Linked DNA regions of Homo sapiens: region 1 is linked to region 2. A link is an interaction called in ENCODE POLR2A ChIA-PET data of the cell type or tissue named here. Cell type or tissue: MCF 10A. All regions are shown on one strand. Each heading gives the region's core, and the rest is flanking DNA. Links, peaks and the distances in the headings are about the cores only. Region 1 has its middle 37 kb from the start of LINC02800. Region 2 has its middle 30 kb from the start of RPL11.

The links. Peaks named below come from ENCODE experiments on the same cell type or tissue, not always from the same donor. Only the 100,000 strongest peaks of a DNase experiment are listed, where the experiment ranks them.
Region 1: POLR2A ChIA-PET joins it to region 2 with 8 read pairs; 1 of 35 experiments calls an interaction of 5 or more read pairs at or near these places.

What each region holds. Positions count from the first base shown.
Region 1 is chr1:24,234,548-24,238,939 of GRCh38, forward strand. No RefSeq gene overlaps it. Among named protein-coding and RNA genes, the nearest start is that of LINC02800, 37 kb to the left of the region's middle. In MCF 10A, for the core only: no CTCF peak of the experiment used is centred there; DNase peaks (open chromatin) are centred at 1,864 and 2,434.
Region 2 is chr1:23,659,466-23,663,857 of GRCh38, forward strand. No RefSeq gene overlaps it. Among named protein-coding and RNA genes, the nearest start is that of RPL11, 30 kb to the right of the region's middle. In MCF 10A, for the core only: no CTCF peak of the experiment used is centred there; a DNase peak (open chromatin) is centred at 2,606.

The DNA.
Region 1 (4,392 bases), core at 274-4,273, 580 kb after region 2:
ACTGAGTGACCAGGCACAGTGGCTCACACCTGCAATCCCAGCAATTTGGGAGGCTGAGGCGGGAGAATCACTTGAGCCCAGGAGTCTGAGATCAGTCTGGGCAATATAGTGAGACCTCATCTCTATAAAAAATTAAAAAATTAGCCGGGCATGGTGGCAAGTAGCTGGGACTCCAGCTACTCAGGAGGCTGAGGTGGGAGGATTGCTTGAGTCCAGGAAGTTGAGGCTGCTGTGAACTGTGATCAGGCCACTGCACTCCAGCCTGGGTAACAGAGTGAGACCCTATCTCAAAAAAAAAAAAAAAAAAAGAAGATAAAAGTCATTGAAAGTTTTGTTATATTTATTGCTAATTGTCATACTAGAAATTGAAACTGGGAAATTTTAATTAATTAATTAGTTCATTTATTGAAAGTAGTAATTCATTTATTTAAAGTAGTAGTTCTCAACCAGGGATAGTTTTATCTCCCAGGGGACACTTGACGAGGCTGGAAGCCATTTTTGTTTGTTACAGCTGGAGATGGGGCATGCTACCGGCGTCTAGTGTGTAGTGAGGCCAGAGATGCTGCTCAGCATCCGAGATGCATCCTACCATACACAGATGCACCCCCCAATAAACAGAATTATCTGGCCCAAATGTCAATAGTGCCAAGGTTGAGAAACTGATTTAAAGCGAGGATAATAAATTCATCACATGTTAACACAAAACATAGTTTTATAAGAAATGACACAATTTTCCAAATTAAAACCAATTAAAGGAGTGGCATCGTTTTGTATTTTTGCAGGTCTCTTTAATGATTGGCTTCACAGGAGACAGCTGGATTCTTTTTTTTTCTTTTTTCTTTTTTTCTTTTTTTTTAACCAGAGTCTCACTCTGTCACCCAGGCTGGAGTGCAGTGGCACAATCTCGGCTCACTGCAACCTCTGCCTCCCGGGTTCAAGCCATTCTCATGCCTCAGCTTCCTGCATTGCTGGGATTATAGGCATGTGCCACGATCTCTGGCTAATTTTTTTCTATTTTTAGTAGAGATGGGGTTTCGCCATGTTGGCCAGGCTGGTATCGAGCTCCTGGCTTCCAGTGATCTGCCTGCCTCAGCCTCCCAAAGTGCTGGGATTACAGGTGTGAGCCACCACGCAGGATTATTGTATCTACTTCTGCATTCAATCTGTTGCAATGTCACATGTCACAGAGCTCCCGGAAAACTCCATTAAATATTTGTGAGTGAATGAGAGTGATAAAGACATCATCTCAGGATGATTATAATGGTTTTGATCTTGTGGCCCCCCTCCAAGGGTCTTTGGTAAAAGGTGAAAGATTCAAAGGCACTTCGGGATGCCCAAGGGTCCACAGACCACCTTTTGAGAACTGCAGCTGTAGGAAGATCTTCCCAGATGATTTCCAGAAACAATTAGTGTGTTTTGGATGTGAACACATCTGGCTCTGCCATCCTGGGAGGGCAGTCGGGAGAGGGACTGGGGAAAAACCCACTGAGCCAGCCCCGCAGACCCCACTCCTCCCTTCTCCTCAATGCTGTCAGCTGCTAGACAGTCAGTCATGGTAATTTCTAATGACAGATCTCACGTTTCACCTTGGGGGCAGAAAACAAGAGGCTGGACGAGTGGGAAGAAAAGAAAAGAGGAGAAAAAGTCAGGGGAGGTGGGCTTCCCTGGCTGCTTCTGAGAGGGAGGAAGGGGTGCTCGCTGCTGGCCCGGGGTCCCTGTGGGGTGTGGGTGTGTGTGGAGGGCCCACGCCTCGCCTTGCCCATGAGCCCAGCCCTGGGAACAGCAATCGAGGTGGCCCGCCTGTCTCTGAGTCACCCACCTGAGTTTCACAGGATGTGATAGGCTAATTTTGACAAGGAGAGGGGGAGCCCCAGCCTTTGAGGCCCAGGAAGGGTGAGCCAGGCTGAGGCCAGTGTCTCAACCCTTGTCTCTGAAAGGAGCAGTGGATCCAGGTCAGGAAGCCCACCAGCTTTCCCCCGACCCTACACTGCCACCGAGGCGGGCCCTTCACATTCCTAGGGTGGAGGGGATGGAGGCTTCCAGCCGCCACACTTCTAGGAGCTGGGGAGACAGCAGCACAGAGGGCATTTATGGAATACTTGCATTTATGGAACGCATGCAGGCTCTGAGCTCATTCTTTGTTGTGACTGCTGCCTTTAACCCTCACAATAACTGGTGCTTTGGGAACTGTTATTATTTCCACTTTACCCATGAGGACGACACGGCCCAGGGAGGAAAGAACTCGTCCAAGTTCCATGCCAGGGAGATGCGGAGCTGGGATTTGATCAAGGTTTGTTTGGCTCTGAAGCCCAGATTCTTAACCTCTGCCCTACAAGTTGTGCCAAATTACTCATGTACTCATGTGCTCAGGCACTTACTCACATACCTGATTATGGAGGGCCCACTCTGAGCCCTGTGCTAGATGCCAGAGATACAGACAATAAAACACACTCCCTGTCCTCCTCAAAGCTCTCGGTCTACCAGGTGGGAGGCACGGGGAGTGTAGCATTGAGCAAGCGGACACGCTATTGGAATCGATTGTGCCAAGTGCTGTGATGGGGTAAGCAGAGTGTGAGGAAGCCAGAAGAGGCTCTGGTTGTAGGATGGGGAGAGGGAAGCTAGGGTGGCTTCCTGGAGGAGGTGATGTATAAACTACTGACAAGTAGGGACCCCCAAGCCAGGGGGAAGAGGAGCATCTTGGGGTCACATACCACATGCCCTTGCTCCCACTTTTGACTTGTTGCTGGGACACTACTTCCTAGCCCAGGAGGAGTTCCAGGATTTCTGTTGCAAGCCCCCAGCCCCTATTTACCTTCTGTTTCTGGGGCGAGAACCAGATGGGACCCTCGCCAGGAGAATACCAGCAGCCCCTTCCCCTGTAGGAAAGGTGGGGACAGCAGTGTTGGATGGGGTCTCAGGGTGGCTGCCAGGCCCCAGGGGCAGGAAGCCAAGTCATCTTTTTGAGTAGATATTTGCACATGAAGCACTCTTGCCGGGCACTAACCTAGGTGCTGCACATAAAGTATGTCATTGGAATTTTACTATCCTGGGAGGATGAATTTCTTAAAATATGAAAGCCCTTTCACTAAAGACCTTATATCATTTCAACCTCACGTACTTCGAGACTAATATCGACAAAGGTGGTTCGTGTGTTTGTTCACCTGCCAAAGTGGTGCAACCCTATAGCTATGGTGTGAAGAGATTACAATTTTCTTGGTCTGCCTGCTATGAAATTATGCAGGTTTCGATAAATCATTCATTTACTGAGGGAGAGTGTTCATGATTTCACATTTTATGGGATGCTTTACTGATATGTCTTCATATCACACAACCTCCTTCTTGGTACTATCACTACCCCATTTTGCAGATGAGGAAACCGAGGCTCAGAGAGGTTAAGGAACTAGCCTGAAGTCACACAGCTGGTATTGGAACTCCAATACTTCAGGAGAATTGGAATTAGAACTCAGGCAGCCTGACGTCAGAGCCCAGCCTCCCAATTTCTACCCTGCTCCTCTTGTGCTAGAAAAATCCCTGAATCTAGAAAAATCCCTGAATCTGAGAAAGCCTCTTTCCTTCAGCCTGTCTGAGCCTCAGCTACTCCAACTCTTAGATTGCCCTTTCAACCTTTGAACTCTCCCATGAGAATGCAGCGGTGGGAGAGAGAGTGAGATGTCTGGAGTTTGTGCTTAAGGGTTTCTCATGTGACTCAGGGGCTGAGCCCCAAAAGAAACTCATCCCCAGCATGGCTGGGTGAGCCTTCTTTGTCCCCGCTTTCTCCAAACAAGGCTACGAATGTGGAGTGAGAGGCGTTGCAGGAAAGGGTGCCAGTTGTGGGGTGGCGGGGGGCTAGAAAAAAGAGATCTTAAATGATCAACAGGAGGGAACTGATAATTTCTTTTTTTTTTTGAGTTGGAGTTTCGTTCTTGTTACCCAGGCTAGAGTGCAATGGCGCCATCTCGGCTCACTGTAATCTCCGCCTCCTGGGTTCAAGCAATTCTCTTGTCTCAGCCTCCCAAGTAGCTGGGATTCCAGACACCCACCACCACGCCCAGCTAATCTTTTGTATTTTTAGTAGAGACGGGTTTTCACCATGTTGGCCAGGCTGGTCTCCAACGCCTGACCTCAAGTGATCCGCCCACCTTGGCCTCCCAAAGTGCTGGGATTACAGGCATGAGCCACCACACCCAGCTGAGGGGAGTGATTTCGTATTGCTTCAGAATAATTTCTCCCCTATTCCAAAAGCAATAAAGAAAATGTAGGAACTCCTAGTAAACCCAAAGAAGAAAGTTTAAAAACCTACAACCCCATCACTCATGCATAAACATGGTGAGTATCTTGGGTGTGATTTCTTTTAGGCTTTTGTCTATGCATCGTTCAATATACATGTTTATA
Region 2 (4,392 bases), core at 201-4,200:
ATAACAAGACTCCCCCTCTCCTGCCCATATCTACAAAATCTTCCATGTCTCTACTTATCATACTTAATCTTTCTTTTACCTGTTTGACCATGTGGGATACTGTATAGTTACAGTAACATTTAATTCCCTTTTCTGTTTTTTTCTTTTTCTTTCTTCTTTTTTTTTTTTTTTAGCCCAACCAGGATATCATGACATCCCTTTTCTATTAATTCTATCATCTGTATCATTTCTCAGTTTGTTTCTATTAATTTATTTTTCTTTTCATTTTAGGTCTTATTTACTTTCCTCTTTGCATACCTAGTAATTTTTAATTTGATGATGCCAGACATTGTGAATTGCACCTCTTCGGGTGCTAGATATTTTCGTGTTCCTATGAATATTCTTGAAATGTGTTATGGGATACTTAAGGTTACTTGGAAACAGTTTGATCCTTTTGAGGTTTACTTTGAGTCTTTTTTTTTTTTTTTTTTTTTGAGACGGAGTCTCACTCTGTCACCCAGGCTGGAGTGCAGTGGTGCGATCTCAGCTCACTGCAAACTCTGCCTCCCAGGTTCACACCATTCTCCTGCCTCAGCCTCCCGAGTAGCTGGGACTACATGCGCCGCCACCGCGCCTGGCTATTTTTTTGTATCTTTAGTAGAGACGGGGTTTCACCGTGGTCTCGATCTCCTGACCTCGTGATCCGCCCACCTCGGCCTCCCAAAGTGCTGGGATTACAGGCGTGAGCCACCGTGCCCGGGCTTTTTTTTTTTTTTTTTTTTTTTTTTTGAGATGGATTCTCACTCTGTCACCCAGGCTAGAGTGCAGTGGCATGATCTCAGCTCACTGCAACCTCCACCTCCTGGGTTCAAGCAATTCTCCTCCCTCAGCCTCCTGAGTAGCTGGGATTACAGGTGCCTGCCACCACGCCTGGCTAATTTTTGTATTTTTAGTAGAGACGGGGTTTCGCCACATTGGCCAGGCTGGTCTTGACCTCCTGACCTCAAGTGATCCCCACGCCTCCGCCTCCCAAAGTGCTGGGATTACAGGCGTGAGCCACTGTGCCTGGCCAGACTTTGAGGTTGTTAGGTGAGACCAGAGCAGCCTTTATTCTGGGGCTTATTTTGTCCCACTACTGAAACAATACACTTCTGAGGACTGTACCCAATCCCCCTGGAATTAAGAGGTTTTCTACTCTGCCTGGTGGGAACACAGAGTACTCCTGTCGCCATGTGAACTGTAGTGATTTTTTCCTCTGGTCCTTTCAGGTGATTCTTCCCCAGCCTCAGGAAGCTTCCTTACACACATGTGCTGATCAGTGAAGAGGGAGCTCTCTGCAGAGCTCTCTGCAGCTCTCTCCTCTCCAATACTCTGCCCTGAACTCCAGCCATCTGCGGCCTCCCTGGACTCTCAGCTCCAGCTGCTCAGCTCCAGAAGTCCATCAGGCTCCACCTGGGTGTGAGCCACGGTGCCCGGCCCCAACCCTCTTAATGCAGCTCCCTTCCACATGCCGCAGCTCAGAAACTCGTTCCAGGCAGCAAGGTGGGGGGCGGGCGGGCAATCATAAGACTCACCTCATTTGTTTCCCCTCTCTCGGGAATCACTGTCCTGCACTGGTGAGGTCCAATATCAGAAAACCATTGTTTCATAGATTTTGTCCAGTTTTTTCTATTGTTTCACTTGGGAGAATATATCTGGTCCCTGGTATCTCATCTTGGCCAGAAGCAGAAGTGTTCTGTATATTTAATGCACTATTTTAAAGTTTTTTAAAAGACTATCTTAAGGCCGGGCGCAGTGGCTCATGCCTGTAATCCCAGCACTTTGGGAGGCCGAGGCAGGTGGATTACTTTAGGTCGGGAGTTCCAGACCAGCCTGACCAACATGGAGAAACCCCATCTCTACTAAAAATACAAAATTAGCTGGGCATGGTGGTGCATGCCTGTAATCCCAACTACTCGGGAGGCAGAGGCGGGAGAATCGCTTGAACCCAGGAGGCGGAGGTTGCGGTGAGCCGAGATCGTGCCATTGCACTGCAGCCTGGGCAACAAGAGTGAAATTCCATCTCAAAAAAAAAAAAAAGACTATCGTAGTCTGTTTGGACTGCTGAAACAAAATACCATAAATTGGGTGCCTTATAAACAACAGACATTTATTTCTTATAGCTCTGGATGCTGGGAGGTCCAAGAACAAAGTGCTGGCAGATTTGGTGTCTGGTGAGGGCCCTCTTCCTGATTCATAGAGGGTGCCTTGTTGCTGTGTCCTGACATGGTACAAGGGGCTAGCTATCTCTTGGAGGTCTCTTTGATAAAGGCACTAATCCCTATCATAAGGGCTCCACTCTCATCACCCAATCACCTCCCAAATACCCCACCTCCTAATACCATCACCTTTGGGGTAAGGATTGTAATATATGAATTTGGAAGGACACAAACATTCCCTGTATAATCAGGATCAACTAAAGAGAAGGGTTCCAGGACTGTGCAGTCTTCAAAATATCCCCTAAGCATAATCACAGAAAGATTTGGAAAACCACATAATTCAATAAAAGGAGAGGTCTTTGTCTTAGGAGTCAGAGACCCAAGTCCCTCCTATTCCGTTCGGCATATGGGCTGATTTTCAGGCATGTTCAGGCTGGTCCTTGGTGCCATACCTGACTCATCTGTCTACAGTTGCCACTTCTTTTCTCTCTCCTTCCATCCACTCATCAGGTATTCCTGCCCCCACCATCCTCCACAGGTACCTGAAAAGTCCACATAAACATCAACCCCAGCTCCAAGCTGCAGGATGTTGGCAACGTGGCATCCCACTCTGCAGCGGGGGAATCCTTGCAATAAACACATTGGACAATGGTGGAGAGGTCTCACCTAGGTACTTCCCCCACCCAAATTTTAAGCTCTTTGTTTTGAAATAATTACACACTCAAAGGCAAGTGTTAGAGCAGCACACAGGGATTCACATATCAGTCACCCAGCTTCCCCAATGGTGAGATTTTTTTTTTTTCTTTTTTTTGAGATGGAGTCTTGCTCTGTTGCCCAGGCTGGAGTGTAGTGGCGTGATCTTGGCTCACTGCAACCTCTACCTCCCAGGTTCAAGTGATTCTCCTTCCTCAGCCTCCCAAATAGCTGGGACTACAGGCATGCGCCACCACACCCAGCTAATTTTTGTGTTTTTAGTAGAGATGGGATTTCGCCGTGTTGGCCAGGCTGGTCTTGAACTCCTGACCTCAGGTGATCTGCCTGCCTTGACTTCCCAAAGTGCTGGGATTATAGGCATGAGCCACCACACCCATCCCCAATGGTGAAATCTTATATAGCCATAGTATAACATCTAAACCAGAAAACTGACATTGCTCTTTGTGTATTACTATTAGCCAGTCTACAGACCTTACTCAGTTTTTACCATTTTTAAAAACTGCATTCATTTGTATGTATGTAGTTCTAGTTTTATCCTATGTACAAATCTGTGTAACCAGCACCACAGTTAAGATACAGAATCATTCCATCACCTCGAAATCACAGCCTCATGCTACCTCTTTGTATTCTCAGCCACCCTCACCCTCTCCCAGCTCCTCACCCCGTCTTCGTCCTCTGGCAACCACTAATCTGCTCTCCATCTCTATAGTTGTGTCACTTTGAGATGTTATGTAAATGGAATCACACAGTATGTAATCTTTTGACACTGGCTTTTTTTCACTAAGCATAACACTCTTGATGTCCATCTAGGTTGCTGCATGTATCAGTAGTTCATTCTTTGCTATTGCTGGGGAGTATTCCATGGTATGGATGTACCAGAGTTTGGTCAACCATTCTCCCACTGAAGGGTTGTTTCCAGTATTTTGTTGTTACAAATAAAGCTGCCATAAACATTTCTCAGGCCGGGCGCAGTGGCTCACGCCTGTAATCCCACCACTTTGGGAGGCCGAGGTGGGCGGATCACGAGGACAGGAGATCAAGACCATCCTGGCTAACATGGTGAAACCCCGTCTGTACTAAAAATACAAAAAATTAGTCGGGCGTGGTGGCGAGCGCCTATAGTCCCAGCTACTTGGGAGGCTGAGGCAGGAGAAGGCGTGAACCCGGGAGGCGGAGCTTGCAGTGAGCCGAGATGGTGCCACTGCACTCCAGCCTGGGAGACAGAGCGAGACACCATCTCAAAAACACAAAAAACAACATTTCTCTGCAAGTTTTTGTGTGAACTTAAATTTTAATTTATCTGGGATAAATGCACAAGAATACAGTTGCTGGGTTATATGATAATTGCATGTTTAGTCTTATAAGAAATTGCAGGCCGGGCGCGGTGGCTTATGCTTGTGATCCCAGCACTTTGGGAGGCCAAGGCGGGAGGATCACGAGGTCAGGAGCTCGAGACCAGCCTGGCCAACAAGGTGAAACCCTGCTTCTACTAAAAATACAA